Linked DNA regions of Homo sapiens: region 2 is linked to region 1. Evidence: read pairs that join two places in POLR2A ChIA-PET (ENCODE). Cell type or tissue: CD4-positive, alpha-beta T cell. All regions are shown on one strand. Links, peaks and the distances in the headings refer to the core of each region. The heading gives the core; the rest is flanking DNA. Region 1 overlaps ATM (ATM serine/threonine kinase). Region 2 overlaps ATM (ATM serine/threonine kinase).

Region 1 (12,504 bases), core at 2,649-10,648:
GGACTGAGTTATAACAGAGAAACCTCAAGCTTTTTATAATCAATAGGCTACAAGTAAATCTGTCCTGTTTTAGAGGAAGCCATCATCTGACCTTAGATGATCCACCTGCCTCAGCCTCCGAAAGTGCTGAGATGACAGGTGTAAGCCACTGTGCCCAGTCCCCAAATAACATTATTCACAATGTTATACTTGTGTATATTGGGACTTTATATATAGACAATCATGTCATCTACAAAGGGGAGTGTTATTTCTTCCTTTCCAATCTGTATGCCTTTTATTTTTCTTGTCTAACTACCCTGGCTAGAACCTCCAACATAATGTTGAAAAGGAGTGGTGAGAGTGCACATCCTTATCTTGTTCCCAATTTGTCTTATGAAAGGCTTTAAATTATGGATTCAATTTATTCTCCTAATAGTTATGGGACTAGTCAAATTATCTATTTTATATTGGATGACTTTTGATAATGTATGGTTTTGAGGAACTGGCCCATTTAAATTAATAGATGTTCATAGTGTTTCCTTATTATCCTTTGAATATCTATAGGATCTGCAATTAGATCTCATTTCATTTCTAATATCAGTAACTTTGGTCCTCTTTTTTTTGTTTTTTGTTTTTTTAAGAGACGGAAGTCTCACTACACTGCCCAGGCTAGATTTGGACTCCTGGGCTCAAGTGATCCTCCCACTTCAGCCTATCAAGCCATAAAAAGACATCGAGGAGCTGAGAACGGTGGTTCACACCTGTAATCCCAACACTTTGGGAGGCTGAGTTCAAGCTGCTGGCATAAGCAACATAATAAGACCTTATCTCTACTAAAAATGAAAAATTAGCAGGGTGTGATGGCTTGTGTCTGTGGTCACAGCTACTTGGAAGGGGGTGGGAGGATCATTTGAGCTCAGGAGGTCGAAGCTGCAGAGCCATGATCTCACCACCACACTCCAGCCTGGGTGACAGAGTGAGGCCCTATCTCAAAAAAAAAAAAAAAAAAAAAAAAAGAAAGAAAGAAAGACAGAAAGAAAGAAAGAGAAAGACATGGAGGAACCTTAAATGCATATTACTAAATGAAAGAAGGCAATCTGAAAATGATACATACTGTTATGATTCCAACCACAGTCACATACTACATAACAACATTCTATTCAATGACAAATGGCAATATGAAAAGGTGGTACCGTAAGATTGTATCAGAACTGAAAAATTCCTATTTAAATACTTAGTGATGTCATAGCACAAGAAATTACTCACAAGCATTTGTGGTGATACTTGTGTAAAAAAAACCCACTGCACTGCCAGTCATATAAAAGTATAATACATACAATCATGTATAGTACATAAACCTTGATAATGATAATAAATGACTAAGTTACTGGTAAAATGTTAGGTTTATGTACTTACTCTACTATGCTTTTTATCACCATTTTATACTATATTCCTCCTTCTTCTTCTTAAAAAACAAAACAAAACAAAACAGTAAAACAGTCTCAGGTAGGTCCTTTAGGAGGTATTTCAGAATAAAGCACCATTATCATAGGAGATGAAAGCTCTGTGCATGTCCCTGAAGATCTCCCAGGGGGACAAGATGCAGGGACAGAAGACAGTGATACTGATGATCCTGACCTTATGTAGGCCTAAGCTCATGTGTGTGTTTGTGTCTTTGTTTTCAACAAAAAAGTTTAAAGGAAAAAATAGAGTAATAATAATTTCATTTAAAAAGCTTATAGAACAAAAGAAAAAACATCTATAAGTATATAAGGAAAAAATATTTTTGTACAGCTGTACAATGCATTTGTATTTTAAGCTAAGTGTTATTACAAAAGAGTCAAAAAGTTTAAACATTTTTAAAGTTTATAAAGTAAAAAAGTTATAGTAGCTAATGTTACTTTAGTATTGAAGAAAGAAAAACATAAATTTTTAAATTTGGTACAGAATAAGAGTTTACAAATTCTACAGTAGTATATAGTATCCCAGGCCTTTACATTACCACACATTTACATACCCAGAGCAACTTCCAGTCCTGCAAGCTCCATTCATGGTTAAGTGCCCTAGACAGGTGTACCATGTTTTATCCTTTATACTATACTTTTACTGTACCTCCTCTATGTTTATATATGTTTAGAGACACAAATACTTGCCATTGTGTTACAGCTGCCTACAGTATTCAGTATAGTAACATGCTGCACAGGTTTGTAGTGCAGGAGCAGTAATACCATATAGCTTAGGTGCGTAGTGTTATACCATCTAAGTTTGTATAAATACACCCTATGACGTTCACGCAACAAAGAAATTGCCTAATGATGTATTTCTCAGAACATATCCACATTGTTAAGAGACGCACAACTGTATATGACATGCTGGAAAAGGCTAAACCATGGAGATAGCAAAAAGATCCATGGTTCCCACAGTTTACAAGAAGGAAGAGATGAAAAGGTGAAGCACAGAGGATTTTTCTGACAGTGAAAGTATTCTGTATGATTCTGTAATAGTGAAAAATTGTTACCATTCTCTCCCAGAGGAAAAAAAAATATGACCATCTCATTAGATACAGAAAAAGATCTTTAAAAATGTCAAAACACTTGTCAAAATCCATAGCATATGTACCACCAAAAGTGAACCTTGGACTCTGGATAATAATGATGTGTCCCAGCATAGGTTTACTGATGGTAACAAATGTACCACTGGTGCAAGATGTTGACAGTAGGGCATGCTGTGTGTGTCCAGTGGACTTTCCACTCCGTTTTGCTGTAAATTTAAAATTCCTCTAAAAGATAAAAGTCAATTTAAAAAAATGGAAACCACTAGGTTTGAGAAACTGAATAATTGACAGTGTAGCTTGAGCACAGAAATTAGAAGCGCTTTAGTTAAGTTAGACAGGTAGGAAGAAGCAAAATTATGCAGCACTTTCAAGGCCTAGAAGAGGAATCCTCATTTTCTATTAGTTGTGCTAGTGAGAATGTAGAGAAACTGGAACCCTTGTGGGCTGCTGGTGAGAATGTAAAATGGCGTAGCTCCTGTGTAAAACAGGATGTTGGTTCCTTAAAAAATTAAATATAGAATTACCACATGATCTAGCAATTCTACTTCTGGGTATATAATCAAAAGACTGAAAGCAGGAAACTCAGGAGATGTATACTCATGTTCACGGCAGCATTATTCACAATAATCAGAAGGTAGAAACAACCCATGTCCACCAATGGACGAATGAATTAACAAAATGTGGCATATACACAGAACAGAATAGTGTTCAGTTTTTAATAAGGGTGAAATTCTGACAAAAGCTGTAACACTGATGAGCCTCAAAGACATTTTGGTAAGTGTAATAAGCAGGTTGCAAAAGGACAAATACTTATAGGAGTCCTCTACTTCAGGCTGCTATAACAAAGTATTATAGGTTAGGTGGCTTAGAAACCACAGAAATTTATTTCTCTCAATTTTGGAGGCTGAAAGCAGCTCAGGTGCCAGCATTGTGGGTTTCTGGTGAGGGCCCTCTTTGGGGCTGCAGACTACTGACTTTGAACTGTATCTTCACATGGCAGAAAGACAGCAAGTTAGCTCTCTGGCCTCTTTTCATAAGGGCATTAATCCCATCCATGAAGGCTGGACCCACAGGACCTAATTACCTCCTAAATCCCACACCTCCAAATACCATCCCTTTGGGAGTTAGATTTCAACATAATTGGTGGGACACAACATTCAATCCATAAAAATGAAGTACCCCAAATAGCCAAATTCATAGAGAGAGAAAGTAGAATGGTAGCTGCCAGGGGATAGGGGAGGGGAAAATGGTAAATCATTGTTTACTGAGTATAGAAAAAAAAGTTCTGGAGATGGATGGTGGAGATGATTACACAACAATATGAATGCACTTAATACTACACAACTGTACACTTAAAAAAGTTAAAATTATAAATGTTATATATATTTTACCACAATAAATCACACTGGAGGTCCTAGCCAATGTAATAAAGCACAAAAATAAAATAAAAGCCACATGGCTCAGAAAGAAAGAAAAAAAAATTACTGCTTACAGAAGACATGTTTGTCTACAAAGAAAATCCAAAAGAACATTCAAAGAAAGCTACTAGATTTAGTAAGTGATTTTAGCAAGGTCCCAAAATACAAGGTCACTATACAAAAATTAACTGGACTTCTGTATAATTTTTGTGCATTGAACAATTTGAAAATCAAAATGTTAAAAACAATGCAATTACAAACTACTGCAGTATAAATCTAACAAAACATATACAAAATCTTTATGTTTATACAATTATAAATAAATGTCAATTTGCAGCTGGGCATGTTGGCTCATGCCTATAATCCCAACACTTTGGGAGGTCAAGGGAAGGGTATCACTTGAGCCCAGGAGTTTGAGACCAGCCTAGGCAACACAGTGAGATCCTGTCTCTATTTTTTTTAATATATAAAATTAAAGAAAAAAAATTGTCAATTTACAACAAAAAATCTATATGCTGACAATTATAAAACACTAATGAAAGAAATCAAAAAAGACAAGTGGCCAGACGCGGTGGCTCAAGTCTATAAACCCAGCACTTTGGGAGGCTGAGGCAGGTGGATCACCTGAGGTCAGGAATTCGAGACCAGCCTGGCCAACATGAGGAAACCCTGTCTCTACTAAAAATACAAAAATTAGCTGGGTGTGGTGGCACATGCCTGTAATCCCAGCTACTCAGGAGGCTGAGGCAGGAGAATCGCTTGAACCTAGGAGGTGGAGGTTGCAGTGAGGTGAGATCGTGCCACTGCACTCCAGCCTGGGCAACAGAGGGAGACTCTGTCTCAAAAAAACAAACAAAGAAGCAAAAAAAAAAAAAAAAAAAAAAAAACCTAAGTAAATGGAGAGATATACAGTGTTCATGGATTGGAAAACTCCACATTGTTAAGATTTCTATTCTTCTCAAATTGTGCAACAGATTCAATGCAATTAGTATCAAAATCCCAGCAAGATCTTTTGTAGAAATCAGTAAGCTGATTCCAAAATTTATATGCAAATGCTGACTCAATCTTAGGCCATTCTTCTCATCTCACACTAAACTCTATATACAAATCTCATCCATAGTCATGGCTTCAGTCACCACCTGTACCAAATATATATTTTGAGCACAGACTTCGCTTCTTCCACAGAGTCCTCATCTAAGCAAGTTTTAAAAGGAAGCTAAGTAAAAAAATACTTTGACAAAAAAGCTAATTATAAGAAGTAACATCCGGGAAGAAGTGGCAAAGGTTAGCTTAAATAAAAAGAAAAAAGAAAAAAAAAGAAGTAAGAGTAGTTAGTTTAAAAATAAAAAGGGGGTTTCAGAGAACAAACTAGATGACAGAATATAGTAAGCAGACTAGGGGAAAGACTGCCTTTGTTTCAGTGACAGCCATGGTTGTAAGTGATAATGTAAAATGACCTAAATATGACCAGCCATACTGGGGAAAGATCTGGTTAGGTAACCTAGATATCACCAGCCTATTCCCAAAGGCTGTCTCTAGGCTTGTTGAGGGCCCTGTTACAGACACAGCCTATCTTGTGTTCAGAGTAACGTAAAGGCTACAAATGACTCCTAAGAAATTAGCTGAGAAGGCATTTATTCTCAGGGGAACAGTAGAGTGTAATGCAGGAGTGAGGGTACTGATTAGGTAGTAGTTTTGTGGTTCACATGTATCTCATTTTGAAATAATAAAATGGCAATAAAGAATATGGACAAATGTCTTTTAATTTAGCTAGCAAAATTTAGCTTAAATACTTTCCATGAAAAAAAAAAGCTTCTAAACTTTTAGAGTTCGTGTATTAGAAGACTTTGACACCTGACTTAAAATCATCTTGTTAATGTCAAATCCTACTTTCACTTATTCTCAAACCCAGAAATGCTCCATCTTTGAAACCAACAAACTGAAGTATTTCAATCTCTGACCATAACTTCCTTCCTTTGTGGTCTCTCAGTACCTCCCAGCTATAAACAGGAAACAACACCAGATTCCTCCCTAGCACACACTCTACACATCTAATGAATCACTGGGTTCTGTACATTGTCTTCTAATGCATTCTATTCTAATATATTTGATTTCCATTACCTTAGAAGTAGCGTGCTAACTGCCTCATCCAATGGATACTTTTGTGTCTTATCCTTTCTACAACACTTAAAATGTTGGCCACGCCCCTTTGAACTTTCAACTCTCTTGCTTTCACTTTTTTTTTTTTTTTTAAATGGAAACAGGGTCTCACTCTGTCATGGAGGCCGGAGTGCAGTGTGATCACAGCTCACTGCAGCCTTAACCTCCAGGGCTCAGGTGATCCTCCTGCCTCAGCCTCCCAAGTAACTGGGACTACAAGCAAGAGCCATTACCTCCGCTATTTTTTTAAAGACAGAGTTTCACCATGTTGCCCAGGCTGGTCTTGAACTCCTGAGCTCAAGCAATCCACCGGCCTTGGCCTCCCAAAGTGCTAGGATTACAGGCGTGAGCCACTGCACCCTGCCTGCTTTCACTTTTATGGTACTTCCCTCTCTTGGTTTTCTCCCTTTCTACTTAAATCATGGTTGAGTTTAGGTGTCATTGTTTTGTATACCTACTGAACCCAAATATGTCTGTATCACAGCACATTATGAACTCTGGTTTACTTGGGTTTTCTTCTGCCACTGTCAACTCCTTGACGATGGAGATGGTATTTTTCAACTGTAATTCCGGCTCTGATATCAGGCACCTGATATATTATTCATGACTTTATTCAAAAGCTACATAATAAATAAAAATTAAGGGTCAGTTCGATAACCATATAATTTTACTAAAGTACTGTTAAACTGTCAGGTCACTTGGGGGATATAGACAGATACAGACAGAGTGCTTTCTTTGGTGAAGTTTCATTTCATGAGGAAAAATTCACAAACAACAACCTTCAAAACATACCTAACCACTGTTGCTGAGATATTTCACACCAGTATTTTCTCACAGAAAGAATGTCTTTGAGTAGTATGTTGCTACAATCAGCTCCGTAAATAGCACCATTAGATGAATCTTTCACTGTATCCATGATATAATTTAAGAGTTCTTGACATTTTAGCCTAGGTGCTCCTATTTCAAAATAAACAAATAAAGAAAAACATAAATTTGAACAAAAATAAGACACTTGGAATGGCAACTATTTAAATAATTCCATTTGGGAAATTACTATTAACTAAACTTCTTTTGTAGAGAAGAAATTGGCAAATTATGGCCCCAAGCAAAATTCATTTTTTTTTTCTTTGCAAATAACATTTTATTGGAACATAGTCACAACCATTCATTTACTTATTGTTTATGGCTGCTTTTGTAATTAAGACAGAGGTGACCACATGGCCTATAAAGTCAAGAACATTTACTATCTGGCCTCTTTACACAGTAAGTTTGCCAACGCCTCTTTTATAGGAATATATAGCAAAAACAATCATTCTTTTTTTTTTTTTTTTGAGATGGAATCTTGGTCTGTCACCCAGGCTGGAGTGCAGTGGCACAAACTCAGCACACTGCAGCCTCCACCTCCTGGGTTCAAGTAATTCTCCCACCTCAGCCTCCAAGTAGCTGAGACTAGAGGCGTGCACCACCACACCCTGCTAATTTTTCTACTTTTAGTAGAGACAGGGTTTCACCATGTTGACCAGGCTGGTCTTGAACTCCTGACCTCAAGTGATCTGCTCATCTCGAAAAGCAATCATTCTTAAACAATTATAACCTTAATAATTCACAATTTCTGGTGTTAGACCAAAAATGATCCCAAGTTTTTTGGCACTCTTTATGAAGAATGAATTTATTAGAATAACATAAGATTACAAGGAGAATATTTACCTTGGAAAGCAAAATTAGTTCTAAGTCCTATAATAGCATTTATGGCATACAAACACCTCAGGTTGTAATTTTTTTTTTTAAGACAGGGTCTCGCTCTATCACCCAGGCTGGTGTGCAGTGGCATGATCACACCCAACAGCAGCCTCAACCTCTCAGGCTCAAGGGATCCTCCCACCTTAGCCTCCTGAGCAACTGGGACTATAGATGTTGTGCCACCATGCCCAGCTAATTTTTTAAATTTTTCATAGAGACAGAATCTCTCACAATGTTCCCCAGGCTGGTCTTGAACTCCTGAGCTCAAGGGATTCTCCTGTCTTGGCCTCCCAAAGTGCTGAGACTATAGGTATGAGCCACTGTGCTTGACCCCTGTACCTGTGTCATTTTTAACAGCATGTTATTTACTTACTAGAGATTCTGAAAACTTGGCATGACTACACACATATTCTTGAAGGTAACAAAATTACATTTAAAAATAATTTAATTATCATTTTCAGTAAATTATATTTACGTCACAGCAGAAATGCCATTTTTCCATACTGACAATCTTAAAATTGAATATATTTATTGCCATAACTATGAGCAGAACACAACTCATGTAAATATGAATATATTCTGGATTAGGGTTTTCCTATGATGAAACTAGTTATATTCACAGGCTATGGTAAACAAATATACACTGATATAACTGCAAAATCATCTTCACTTATGGCTCACTTCATAATTTTAGGCATTGTCCAGTTATGAAATGCACAACCATGTGATCCTTTTTTCTAGTACCCTGTGCATTTCTCTTATAGTCCTTGTAACATTTTTCTAATCTAAAACATCCATTGTATGATTAGATCCTTAAGGAAAGGAATTAATCTCTATATTCTGACGTAAAAGCCCAGTGACTGCCCTAATAGCAAATGCTCAATAAAAATTAATTTGTGTTGAATAACTACAGAAATTAATATTATAATAAAATCCTATCTTCCTATGTCCTTTATCCCAATATATCTCCCTCCTCTACCAAATATGAGAAGTATTTCAAGAAATGTTGACTTTTTTTTCATAGTTTTGCTTGTTTTTGAGACAGAATATCTCGCTCTGTCACCCAAGCTGGAGTGCAGTGGCCCCATTATGACTCACTGCAGCCTTGACCTCCTGGACTTAAGGGATCTACCCATGTCAGCCTCCCAGGTAGCTAGGACTACAGGCAAGCACCACTACACTCAGCTAATTTTTTTAGTTTTTTTAAAGATGGGGTCTCCCTATGTTGCCCAGGTTGGTCTCAAACTTCTGGGATCAAATCTTTCTTAAAAGTACAACTAAGTTGCCTGCAGAGACTTTTTTTTTTTTTTTTTTTTTGGACACAGGATCTCACTCTGTCACCCAGACTGGAGTGCAATAGCATGATCGTGGCTCACTGCAACCACTGCCCCCTGGGCTCAAGCAATCTTCCTCCCTAAGCCTCCTAAGTAGCTGGGACTACAGGTGGTCACCACCACACCTGGCTAATTTTTGTGTTTTTGTAGAGATGAGGTCTCACCATGTTACCCAGGCTGGTCTCAAAATCCTGTGCTCAAGCAATCTGCCTGCCTTGGCCTCACAAAGTACTAGGATTAGAGAGGCATGAGCCACTGTGCCCAGCCTACTTACAGAGACTTTCAGGAATCTTATGGAACTTAACATTTTTCGCAGCTGAGTTTTGCACTATCTAGACTCTATTTAAGCTTTGTACAAAAGCAGACAAATGCTAACATAAAGAAATGAACAGGGTGGGCACAGTGGCTCACGCCTATAAACCCAGCAGTTTGGGATGACAAGGCAGGTGGATCACTTGAGGTCAGGAGTTCGAGACAAGCCTGACCAATGTGGTGAAACCCCGTCTCTACTAAAAATACAAAATTAGCTGGGCATGGTGGGGCATGCCTGTAATCCCAGTTACTTGGGAAGCTGAGGCGGGAGAATCGCTTGAGCCCGGGAGGCGGAGGTTGCAGTGAGCCAAGATGGCGCCATTGCACTCTAGCCTGAGCAACAAGAGCAAAACTCTGTCTCAAAAAAAAAAAAAGAAAAGAAATGAACAGTAGGCTGGGTGTGTGAGTGTGGTGGCTCACACCTATAATCCCAGCATATTGGAAGGCAGAGGCAGGCAGATCACTTGAGGCCAGGAGTTTGAGACCAGCCTGGCCAACATGGCAAAACCCTCGTCTCTACTAAAAATACAAAAATTAACCGGGCCTGGCGGCGTGTGCCTATAGTCCCAGCTACTCTAGAGGCTGACACGTGAGAATCGCTTGCGCCCAGGAAGAAGAGGCTGCAGTGAGCCAAGACTGCACCACTGCACTCCAGCTTAGGCAACAAAGCAAGACTCTGTCTCAAAAAAAAAAAAAAAAAAAAAAAAAAAAAAGGAGAGAAATCAACAATATTTGCTTACTTGTTTCTTCTCAGCTGCCTTTTACTTCTTTTTTACTAATCTCTATTTCTTTCATCATACCTTGGATACCAATGCTAAGCAAGAATGGCAAAGTTTAGACATATGTTAAATTTCCATCAACCCTCCAATCTTTTCGTAAAAAACAAACAAACAAACAAACAAAAACAACTGAAGTGGGGTGAGGGAATAGTAACTCCCTGGTTTTGCCCCAATATTAAAAAGGTTTAAGTAACAAAGTCAAATTTGAAAGAAAAGGAAGCCGTAAATAAAAAAACAAATTTTCAACTACTTACATGACCAGCATTGATAATTTCACCAACTATTTCTTATAAACCAACAGGCTGATGCATTTTCAAACGTAATCTCCATTGTTAATGTTGCAATTAAAAGGTTTGTTCACTGCAAGGCAAAACTACTGTACACATTGCAAACTTTTCTGGTGGGCTACAAAATTGACATGTTATCTTTCTCTCATTCACTCTTTCAGTAAGTACCTACTATATCCCAGCATTATTAGCAAATAAAATATTTTACTGGATACAAAGCTACTACACAGAGCAAAAGTGAGTGCAGAATATTTTGGTGTAGTTTTCCTTTGTCTCTGCTGGAGTCTCTGACAAGGGGTTGAAGCTATCCACACGAACTCGCATCTCAGAGGAGGTAGAAAATTGACTAAACCATTATTCTTTGGACTCAAGTCTCATACCACCAATCTGAAATATTCACTAATAATCTGCATACTTCTACTAAATATTTACCAATTTGGGGGCTTTCCTGATTCTTTTTTTTTTTTTTTTTTTTTTTGAGACAGAGTTTCACTCTTGTTGCCCAGGCTGGAGTGCAATGGCACAATCTCAGCTCACTGCAACCTCCACCTTCCAGGTTCAAGCAATTCTCCTGCCTCAGCTTCTCGAGAAGCTGGGATTACAGGCACCCGCCACCACACCCAGCTATTTTTTGTACTTTTAGTAGAGATGGGGTTTCGCTATATTGGCCAGGCTGGTCTCGAACTCCTGACCTCAGGTGATCTGCCCGCCTCAGCTTCCCAAAGTGCTGGGATTACAGGTGTGAGCAACCGCGCCTCACACTCCTGATTCTTAAATTAAGAGTTGGTATCACAAAGCAACATCCTTATCTGTGAAGAGCCCAGGAGTCCCTGAACACACACTTCTGCCTCTAGCTTTTCAGTATGTGTAAAGCCCATTTCCTTACAAAAGCTTGCCAGGATCCTGCATTTTGGTTCCGAAAAATCAACTCTTCACAATATTAATTGTACAAGTTAAAGATGGGAACTATTTGGCTCATCAGGAGAAAAAAATATTTTTGGGGGTTGTTTTTTTCCTCAAATCATAGCAAGTAAAATGTCAGTTAAGTGTTGGTTCTGACAGCCAAGGAAGCTCACATGATCTTAGAATTAATCAGTAAGAGTACAGAATGAAAGATAAGCAAGAATTGCTTCACTCTGTACTAATCAGAATATACCTAAAAGATTGAGTCCTGGCCAGGTGCAGTGGCTCACGCTTGTAATCCCAGCATTTCAGGAGGCCAAGGCGGGAAAATCACTTGAGGTCAGGAGTTTGAGACTAGCCTGGCCAACACAGTGAAACCCTGTCTCTATTAAAAATACAAAAATTAGCCAGACATGGTGGCCCATGCCTATAGTCCCAGCTACTTGGGAGGCTGAGGCAGGAGGATCACCTGAGCCTGGGAGGCGGAGGCTGCAGTGAGCCAAGATTGCACCACTGCATGCACTCCAGCCTGGGCTACAGAGCAAGAGCCTGTATTAAAAAAAATGAGTCCCACACTTTTTTGTTTGTTTTTCTGGCCTCTTCCCTGTAAGTAGAGGCCCACACTTTAAGACAGACAATTAAAGTGAAGAATATTCAGAGGAGAGTAGCATAAAACCTAGGTCACGTGAGCTGAAGAAAGTGAGATTATGAACTTTAGAGATGAGGACTTAGGAAATATTGTGGCTACTTTCAAACATCTCTAAGGATGTCACACTAAAAACATAAATAGGAGTTTTTGATATACTCTCAGAAGGGAGAAGCAGTAACAAAAGACAGGTTTTTAATACTTTTCTTTTTTTGACAGTCTCGCTCTGTCGCCCAGGATGGAGTGTAGTGGCGTAATCTCAGCTCACCACAACCTCTGCCTCCTGGGTTCAAGCAATTCTAGTGCCTCAGCCTCCCAAGTAGCTGGAATTACAAGCGTGCGCCACAATGCCCAATTAATTTTTGTATTTTTAGTAGAGACGGGGTTTTGCC
Region 2 (8,972 bases), core at 934-8,933, 56 kb before region 1:
ACACTAAAGCTAGAAGGGACTTTGGGAGCCTGCTTGGCTTTTTAACATCTAACATTTAGAGTTTAGACCAGCACTGTCCCACAGAACTTTCTGCAATGATGGAAATGTCTATAATCTACACTGTCCAATGATCACTACTGACCAAATGTACTACTGAGAACTTGATATGTGTTCAGTACCAATGAAAAAACTGAACTTCAAATTTCATTTAATTTTACTTCATTTAAATAGCCAAATGGCTAGTGGCTGTAATGCACAAGGCAGATCTCTAGCCCATAAAATACTCAAGAACACAAGTACAAGAAATAATGGTGTTTCTATTTACATACATTTTATATATCTCAAATGTATTAGAAACTCTATGCTCAGATAGTCAAAACTAAAATTCATTTTAAAAAGTACTGAGAGTAAAAACAACACAAGAGAAATATGAAATTAGGCCAGGCGTGGTGGCTCACGCCTGTAATCCCAGCACTTTGGGAGGCCGAGGCAGATGGATCACTTGAGGTCAGGAGTTCAAGACCAGCCTGGACAACATGGTGAAACCCCGTCTCTACTAAAGATACAAAAAATTAGCTGGGCATGGTGGCACACACCTGTAATCCCTGCTCCTTGGGAGGCTGGGGCAGGAGAATCACTTGAACCCAGGAGGTGGAGGTTGCAGTGAGCTGAGACTGTGCCACTGCACTCCAACCTGGGCGACAGAGTGAGACTTCGTTTCAAAAAAAAAAAAGAAATATGAAATTAATTGGTATAGGAAGATGAAAATCAAAACACAAAGTAGAAAGTTTCCCAAATACTGTAATAATGTACATTTCAAATCAAATTAACAAGCAAGCTAGAAAAACTTACAAATACATACTTACATATATATAGACACACATAACACATATGACTAAAGTATTAAAATGAGACATATTTCTTTCATTCAGGTAAACTGGACTAGAAGACAAGACTAACTTGTATGTCTGGCTCTAAGGAATTAAAATTTTCTTTTACATGGTTGGAAGGTGTTAAAAATGTTTAAGCATGGGCCAGCCGCGGTGGCTCATGCCTGTAATCCCAGCACTTTGGGAGGCTGAGGTGGGCGGATTGCCTGAGCTCAGGAGTTTGAGACCACCCTGGCCAACATGGTGAAACCCCGTCTCTACTAAAAAAAATACAAAAAATTAGCCAGGCATGGTGGCAGGTGCCTGTAATCCTAGCTACTAGGAAGGCTGAGGCACGAGAATCTGAGCTCAGGAGGTGGAGGTTGCAGTGAGCTAAGATAGTGCCACTGCATTCCAGCCTGGGCAACAAGAGCGAAACTCCGTCTTAAAAAAAAAGAAAAAGAAATGAAAAATGTTTAAGCATGGCTAGATGCCGTGGCTCACACCTCTAATCCCAATGCTTTGTGAGGCTAAGGCAGGAGGATCACTTGAGGCCAAGAATTCGAGACCAACCTAGGCAACATAGTGGGACCCCTGTCCCTACAAAAAATAAAAAAAATAAATAAAGTAGCTAGGTGTAGTGGTGTGTGCCTGTTGTTCCAGCTATTCAGAAGGCTGAGACAGGAGAATTCCTTGTACCCAGGAATTCAAGGTCATAGTAAGTTATGATGGTGCCACTACACTCCAGCCTAGGTGACAGAGTGAGACTCTTAAAAAAAAAAAAAAACTCTGTCTCTTAAAAAAAAAATTTAGGCAGTAGAAAAACATGATCATATTTGGGTTTAGAGAAATCATCTGGCAGAGGATGAATAAAACAGGAAGAGTTCAGGGTGAGAAGACCAGTTAGGACCAGTTTTACAGTTAGATGAGAAATGAGGGTCTGAACTAAATGATGAGAGTCTGAACTAAGTCTGTGACAATGAAACCAAGAGCAAGACTTTGCAAAATATTCTTTCAAAAAGAAACAGGTAGAAATAGCCCATGTCATTTAAAATTAGCACCCTGAGAAGCTCTCATAATGTCCACCATCTGATCTTTATGTAGTTCCAGTTGTCTTCGAAGATCCTTTAGTCCTTCAAGTCTTGTCAATGGAAGTGCATCATAAACACTTACTGAGAGAAAATGGTTAATTTCCTAAAAGAGAAAATGTAACTTGCTTTTAACACGTATTGGTTAAGCCTGTGAAATAAAACTTAATAAAAGAAAAAAATTAGTTAAGTGCCATTTATAGACACTGACTCATGTCTCTATTACTACTAATCAAGGAAGAAATAAATGATTTCTTCCACTGCAAACCCTACAATGTTTTAATACTCTTTTTTAGACAGAGTCTCGCTCTGTCACCAAGGCTAGAGTGCAGTGGCGCTATCAAGGCTCACTGCTACCTCCGCCTCCCCGGTTCAAGTGATTCTAATGTCTCAGCCTCCTGAAAAGGTGGCATTTACAGGAATGTGCCACCACGCCCAGCTAATTTTGTATTTTTAGTAGAGATGGGGTTTTGCCATGTTGGCCAGGCTGGTCTCGAACTCCTGACCTCAGATGATCTGCCCGCCTTAGCCTTCCAAAGCACTGGGATTACAGGCGTGAGCCACTGCACCCAGCCTAATCCTTTAAATTCTAATAGACTCTCTCATGGTAACACAGACTTCAAGATTGTTATAGCATACTCAACTGGAAGGAAATGCTTAAATTTCTCTTTAGTAGTATAACTTTACATCTTAACATACTTAAATATGTTTTTATATTTACATAGAGTCAAATACAGACTATCATTTAAAAATTATAATTAAGATATGTATGGAAGAATATACCTAAACATAATTTCGAGGTTTATAAAGATTAAAACTTAAAATATGCTTTCAAAAGTTAAACGTTATCTCTAACACAAACATTAAATTGACATTGAAAAGATCCATTGGTAGTTTTGAGCTATCAGTGGACCTTAGGATCTTATGTGTTAAAATCAAAACTATTTTACATCACATTCCTTGAAAACTTACAATTTGGATCTTTACCAGGAAGTTTTGTTATTTATACTTTGGCTTCAATGCAAAGAGATACATTAAGATTCATTTTTTTATTTCTTAAGTAGGTAGATCTCACGTTACACACACACAAGTATGTGTTTATATACACACACATATATATATATATATATATATATATTTTTTTTTTTTTTTTTTGAGACAGGGTCTCACTCTGTCATCCAGGCTGGAATGCAGTGGAGCAATCTTGGCTTATTGCAGCCTTGACCTCCAGGGCTCAGGTGATCCTTCCATCTCAGCTACCTGAGTAGCTGATTCTACAAGCACATATCACCATGCCCGACTAATTTTTTGTAGAGACGGGGTTTCGCCATGTTGCCCAGGCTGGTCTTGAACTCCTGGGCTCAGGCAATCCTCCTGCCTCAGCCTCCCAAAGTGCTGAGATTATAGGCATGAGCCAATGTGCCTGGCCTACGTATATATTTTTAATCACAATTAAAGAAAAGATTCCATTTTTTACTGCTAGAGCATTACAGATTTTTGAAAAGTACTACTATGTTCTCTAATAAAAAATAGTAGATGATGAAATTTTTATTACCTCCAAGAGTGAAAAGGGTCCTCTACTGTATTTGATTTTTTGCTGAGTAATACGCAAATCCTTAAAAACAACATGGTCAGGAAAAGGATCTAAAAGCTTAATCGTGATATAGAGGTTTTCATTATCCTTGTTATCTATCACTAAGTATTTCAACAAGTCCAATACCTAAATATAATTTAAAAAGAAAAAATTATAAGGAGAGAAATAATTTTAAAGTAAGCCAACAAAACTTACTGTAATAAATGATAAAATCTATTAACCTAGATCAGATTAAATGTTCTAATTACGTCTAAGATACCCAGCTTTTAGTTTCTGTGTTTTCAAATAATTCAATAACTATGTAAGGTACTACTACAAGATGGGTACTGAGGTTAAAAAAAATGCCAATATTAATGAAACAGTTTATATAAGTAGTAACTCAAATACCACCATAACGTTGCGAACTGCTATCCCTAGTTTTGACTACCTCTCTACTTCAGCACAGTAGATAAAACTATCAAAAGTACCAAGTGCTCTGTAATTGATTACAAAGGTTAATTCATTAAGAATATTTTTCCAATCATTTTACAAAAAATATTCTCAATAAAATCACCAATTATACCAAATAAACATAAAACACTCAAATCCTTCTAACAATACTTTATATATTTTAAATACCATTTTGAAGATGAGTCAGAAAATTACCTGTTTCTGAACCTCCACCTGCTCATACACAAGGGGTATAAGTGTACCAACAATAACATGAAGATGGTTTTCTAGAGCATCCTTACAGTAAGTCACGGCTGTCTGGCAAACCTGACTTAATAAGTCACAACAAAGGGAGAAGCTACGTAATGACACATCCATGATACAAGAAGGCCTAATATAGGGAGAAAAAAAAACAACAACAACCAGTAAGTTCTGGAAAATTACTCTGAAATAAATTCATTCAGAAGTCCTTTTGTTCAGCATCTCTAATTCTTATATGCCTTGACATAAATATTTTAATGGCTTATAAGCCAAAAAGAGAAGTCACATCAGCAAAATGCAGAATAGGCAGCTCTAAGCTTCCATCCTTTAATAGAAACATTGAAAAACAGGCAAAATTGTCAGAACTAATTTTGTTAGAATTCTGTAAAATAGTCAAAGGTTTACAGTAATCAGGAAAATATTGAATCAAGAAAAATCCAACTGAAAAACAGCAGGAAAGCTTTGTGGTAACTTTACTTGTCCTTGCCCACCCCTACCCCAGCGTGGCAACAATCACAAAAGCAGTGGCCTATATCCTCGGTGTGAGACACTGGCTCATGGTAGTTCATGGAGCTAAGTAGATTAGTTGCAAACTATTGTATATGTCTATTCTAACCTGTCTGGAACCAAGGACTGATGTAAAGTGCGTAGCTCTGTTTTGTTTAACTTCATACCAGCTACAAAAGATATGGGTGTTGCTTGAAACTTTGTAAGGCAGACCAACAACCTGCAGGTGCATAGGGCAAAAGATTACTGTTGAGACATACAAGAGGCTGCCTAAAGCCTAGGAGTAGCTGGGGAGCGTATTTCTTTGGGAAATTAGTATATTCAAAAGCACCCACAAATTAGGGGGAATTCAGAAAGCCACACACATGCTCAAGATAAGACTCTTGCTCAGAAAAGACCAGAGAAGACCCTAAGCTTGTATTTGGGGCTGATCCCAAGCAATGCAAGCATGGCTAAGTGTTGAAGAAGAATCCTAGCATAAAGCCAATCTGCAAACACTAGGAAAAGTTTTCTCCTCTCATGCTTCCTCATCCCAACACTCTTGGTATCCAAGGAAATCTCTATCAAACACTATCTAAACACAAGCTAAGGTACAAAGTTTTCAGTGACCACACAAGGCAAGACACAAAAGGACATATATTGTACAACTCTAGATTAAAATATCTACAATAGGCAAATTCATTGAGACAGAAAATAGATTAGTTTCTCAATGGCCAGTGGGGAGGAGGAATGTGGAGTTATTGTGGAATGAGTAGAGAGGTTCAGTTTGAGATAATGAAAGTTTGGACATAGACAGTGGTGATGGTTGCACAACAATGGAAATGTAATTGATGCTACTGAACTGGCCATTTAATGGCGAAAATAAAAAATTTTATGTTATATAGTTTACCACAATAAAAAAGACCTTAAAAAATAGAAATCTCATTAAAATCAATGGAAAAGATCAGAGATGCTAAATTGAACAACCCCAATTCTTGTTTTGTTTTTGTTTTTTCTTTCTTTTCTTGAGACGGAGTCTTGCTCTGTCGCCCAGGCTGGAGTGCAGTGGTGCGAATTAGACTCACTGCAAGATCTGCCTACCTGGTTCTGGCCATTTTCCTGCCTCAGCCTCCTGAGTAGCTGGGACTACAGGCACCTGCCACCACACCTGGCTAATTTTTTTGTATTTTTAGTAGACACGGGGTTTCACTGTGTTAGCCAGGATGGTCTCGATCTCCTGACCTTGTGATCCACCCGCCTCAGCCTCCCAAAGTGCTGGGATTACAGGCGTGAGCCACTACACCCGGCCGAACAACCCCAATTCTATAGTAACATTTATTTGAGGCCATCAATAGCTAGAATATTAGTATTAAAATGTTGAAGATCCTTCTTAAGATTTCTAGAATTGGAGAAGTAGTGCTTTTTTTTTTTTTTTTAATTGAGTGAAAGTCTCACTCTGTTGCCCAGGCATGAATGCAGTGGTGCAATCAAGGCTCACTGGCAGCCTCAAACTCTTGAGCTCAAGCCATCCTCCTACCTCAGCCTCCTAAGTAGCTAGAACTACAGGCGCATATCATCATACTTGGATAATTTTCTTTTTTTTTTTTTTTTTTTTTTTTTTTTTGAGACAAGAGTCTCGCTCTGTCTCCCAGGCTGGAGTGTAGTGGCACAATCTTTGCTCACTGTAACCTGTAACCTCTGCCTCCTGAGCGCAAGCCATCCTCCCACCTCAGCCTCTGGAGTAGGTGAGACTACAGGTGCATGCCACAATCCCTGGCTTATTTTTTAAAAAATTTTTGTAGAGATGGGTTTTCACATCATGTTGCCCAGGCTGGTCTCTAACTCCTGGGCTCAAGCAATCTACCTACCTCAACCTCCCAAAGTGCTGGGATTATAGGTGTGAGCTACCACACCTTGCCCTAATTTTCTTTTTTAAAAAATTTTTAGTAGAAACGAGGTCTGCTATGTTTCCCAGGCAAGTAGCGCAATTTTTAAAAACTAATAAGTAAATATAATAGACATCTTAAAAAGCAAAATTCAGAAAGCAACATTCTGGTATCTACCTCTTAGAAGCATATAAACTTTCAATTAAAAGAACAGGATAGGTTGGGCATAGTAGCTCATGCCTGTAATCCCAGCACACTGGGAGGCTGAGGCTGACAGTTCGCTTGAGCCCAGGAGTTTGAGACCACCCTGGGCAATATGGTGAAACCCCACCTCTACAAAAAACACAAAAAATTAGTCAGGCATGGTGGTATGCTCCTGTAGCCCCAGCTACCCGGCAGGGTGAGGAGGAAGGATAATCTGAACCCAGGAGGTTGAGGATGCAGTGAGCCGTGACTGCACCCAGCCTGGGCGGACAGAGTGAGTCTTTGTCTCAAAACAAAACAAAACAAAGCAAAAAAACAGGAAGAACAGGATAGAAAGACTGCTTATATATTGGTCTAAATATGTTATTTACCTTTGGTTGATATAGTGAATCAAAGTATAAATAACGTCTCGAAGAACAAAGGCCCAAGCTCCTCCTAAGCCACTTTTTATATCTTTCAGTAATAAACTAACAAACAGGTGATATATTTTAAGAATTCTGTGCTTCTTATAAACATTATTTGTTTCAGCTGCTTGCTCACATATGGCAAGAAGAATTTTCTGATAGGAATCCTAGAAAATAAACAGATTTAGTAAAAACTTGTTTAATTAGATACTCGGCTACAATAAATACACTTTATATTTTTTCTTCAAATATTTGAATACCTACACATTTTATATTTAAAATAACTAAATAACAGAATTTAGATTTGGGTTTGATATCAAGTACAAAATGTTACATTAAGAAAATTACTATCTTAAACTATTGCCAATTTATTTAATTTTCAGAAAGTAAACTACAATTAAATAGTATATTCCTATGAAAAAGTAGATATATTCCCTGAGCTAATATATCACTAAAGTGTCACAAGATTCTGTTCTCATATGTAACATATTTCAATTAATGCTGACAAGTAAAATACCATTTAAACTTGTAAATGAATGTTTTCCTTTTTAATTATGAGATAAATTTTTCATTTGTTTACTTTTCCTCTTTAAGATGTATTTACAAAGTTTTTTTAGCTAAAAAAGAAGGAATGTTCTATTATTAAACTCATCATGTATACTTACAGGGCTTTTGGAAAGAATTTCTAAAATGCTTTTTAACTTGGTTTTATGACAATTGCTGATATAGGCAAATGTTGCTTTAATCACATGCGATGGAAAATGAGGTGGATTAGGAGCAGGATCCAAATCCCTAACAGAGTTAAGGGAAAAAATACAGTCATCGTTTTAAAAAGTTTTGTTCATAGACCAGTGAACTTCCAAAATGAAAATTTAGATTTTAATAACCCCCAAATTCAAAAACCATTTTTCTACTGAAAAACTATACTTTCAATAAAATCACAAATGACATATCACAGTCCAGATATATAAATCAGATTATCTAAATACCTTTCACCCTCAGTAACTTAAATAATCTTAAATGATCTTATAATGATTTTCTTAAAAAATCTTATAAAGTTAAAAGGCAGTTCAATAAATGAGCCTCAGTATTACTTCAGATCAGAATCAAAGCTCTATGCCAGTACTGTAAAAGCAGTACTTTAAGACATGGCAATCAACACTTATTTAGACAGCATGAAATTACATATGTGAAAGTACTTTCTCAGATATTATTACTATTTTATATGCCCAGCACAGTAGGGCACATTAAAAAAAAAAAAAAAAAAGTAAAGCATATTTTCAAGTAGCTTACAATCAAGCCAGGGAAACAACTCTGATGTTCATATACAACTCAGAGACATTCACATCCAAATTAAATTGTACAGATAATAACGCACAATAAAGAAAAGGTGAGGCTGGGTACGGCGGCTCATGCCTGTAGACCCAGCACTTTGGTTGGCCAACACGGGGGAATCATTCGAGGCCAGAAGTTCAAGACCAGCCTGGGCAACACAGTGAAACCCCGTCTCTACCAAAAATATAAAAAATTAGCCAGGCGCAGTGATGTGCATCTGTCGTCCCAGCTACTCGAGAGGCTGAGGTGGAAGGAAGGATAGCTTGAGCCTGGAAGACAGAGGTTGCAGTGAGCCGAGATTATGCCACTGCACTCCAGCCAGGGCAACAGAGTGAGACTCCATCTCAAAAAAAAAAAGAAAAGGTGATCTAGAAAGGCAAGACCTAGATAAAGAGAAGAGAACTAGGAATAATGTG

Evidence for each region. ChIA-PET counts read pairs that join two places held together with the same protein. Peaks named below come from ENCODE experiments on the same cell type or tissue, not always from the same donor. Only the 100,000 strongest peaks of a DNase experiment are listed, where the experiment ranks them.
Region 2: POLR2A ChIA-PET joins it to region 1 with 15 read pairs; 14 of 35 experiments call an interaction of 5 or more read pairs at or near these places.

The regions. Positions count from the first base shown.
Region 1 is chr11:108,230,234-108,242,737 of GRCh38, reverse strand. It overlaps ATM (ATM serine/threonine kinase), which reads right to left. Exons shown (of 63, transcript NM_000051.4): 5 at 6,904-7,068. Among named protein-coding and RNA genes, the nearest start is that of ATM, 13 kb to the right of the region's middle. RefSeq lists silencers at 5,369-5,569, 5,889-6,089. In CD4-positive, alpha-beta T cell, for the core only: no CTCF peak of the experiment used is centred there; DNase peaks (open chromatin) are centred at 3,467, 5,417, 5,947 and 6,487; H3K4me3 peaks cover 706 bases; H3K27ac peaks cover 6,572 bases.
Region 2 is chr11:108,288,018-108,296,989 of GRCh38, reverse strand. ATM (ATM serine/threonine kinase) reads right to left here. Exons shown (of 63, transcript NM_000051.4): 28 at 7,887-8,013; 29 at 7,189-7,388; 30 at 4,197-4,371; 31 at 3,513-3,677; 32 at 1,931-2,063. Among named protein-coding and RNA genes, the nearest start is that of ATM, 69 kb to the right of the region's middle. In CD4-positive, alpha-beta T cell, for the core only: no CTCF peak of the experiment used is centred there; no DNase peak of the experiment used is centred there.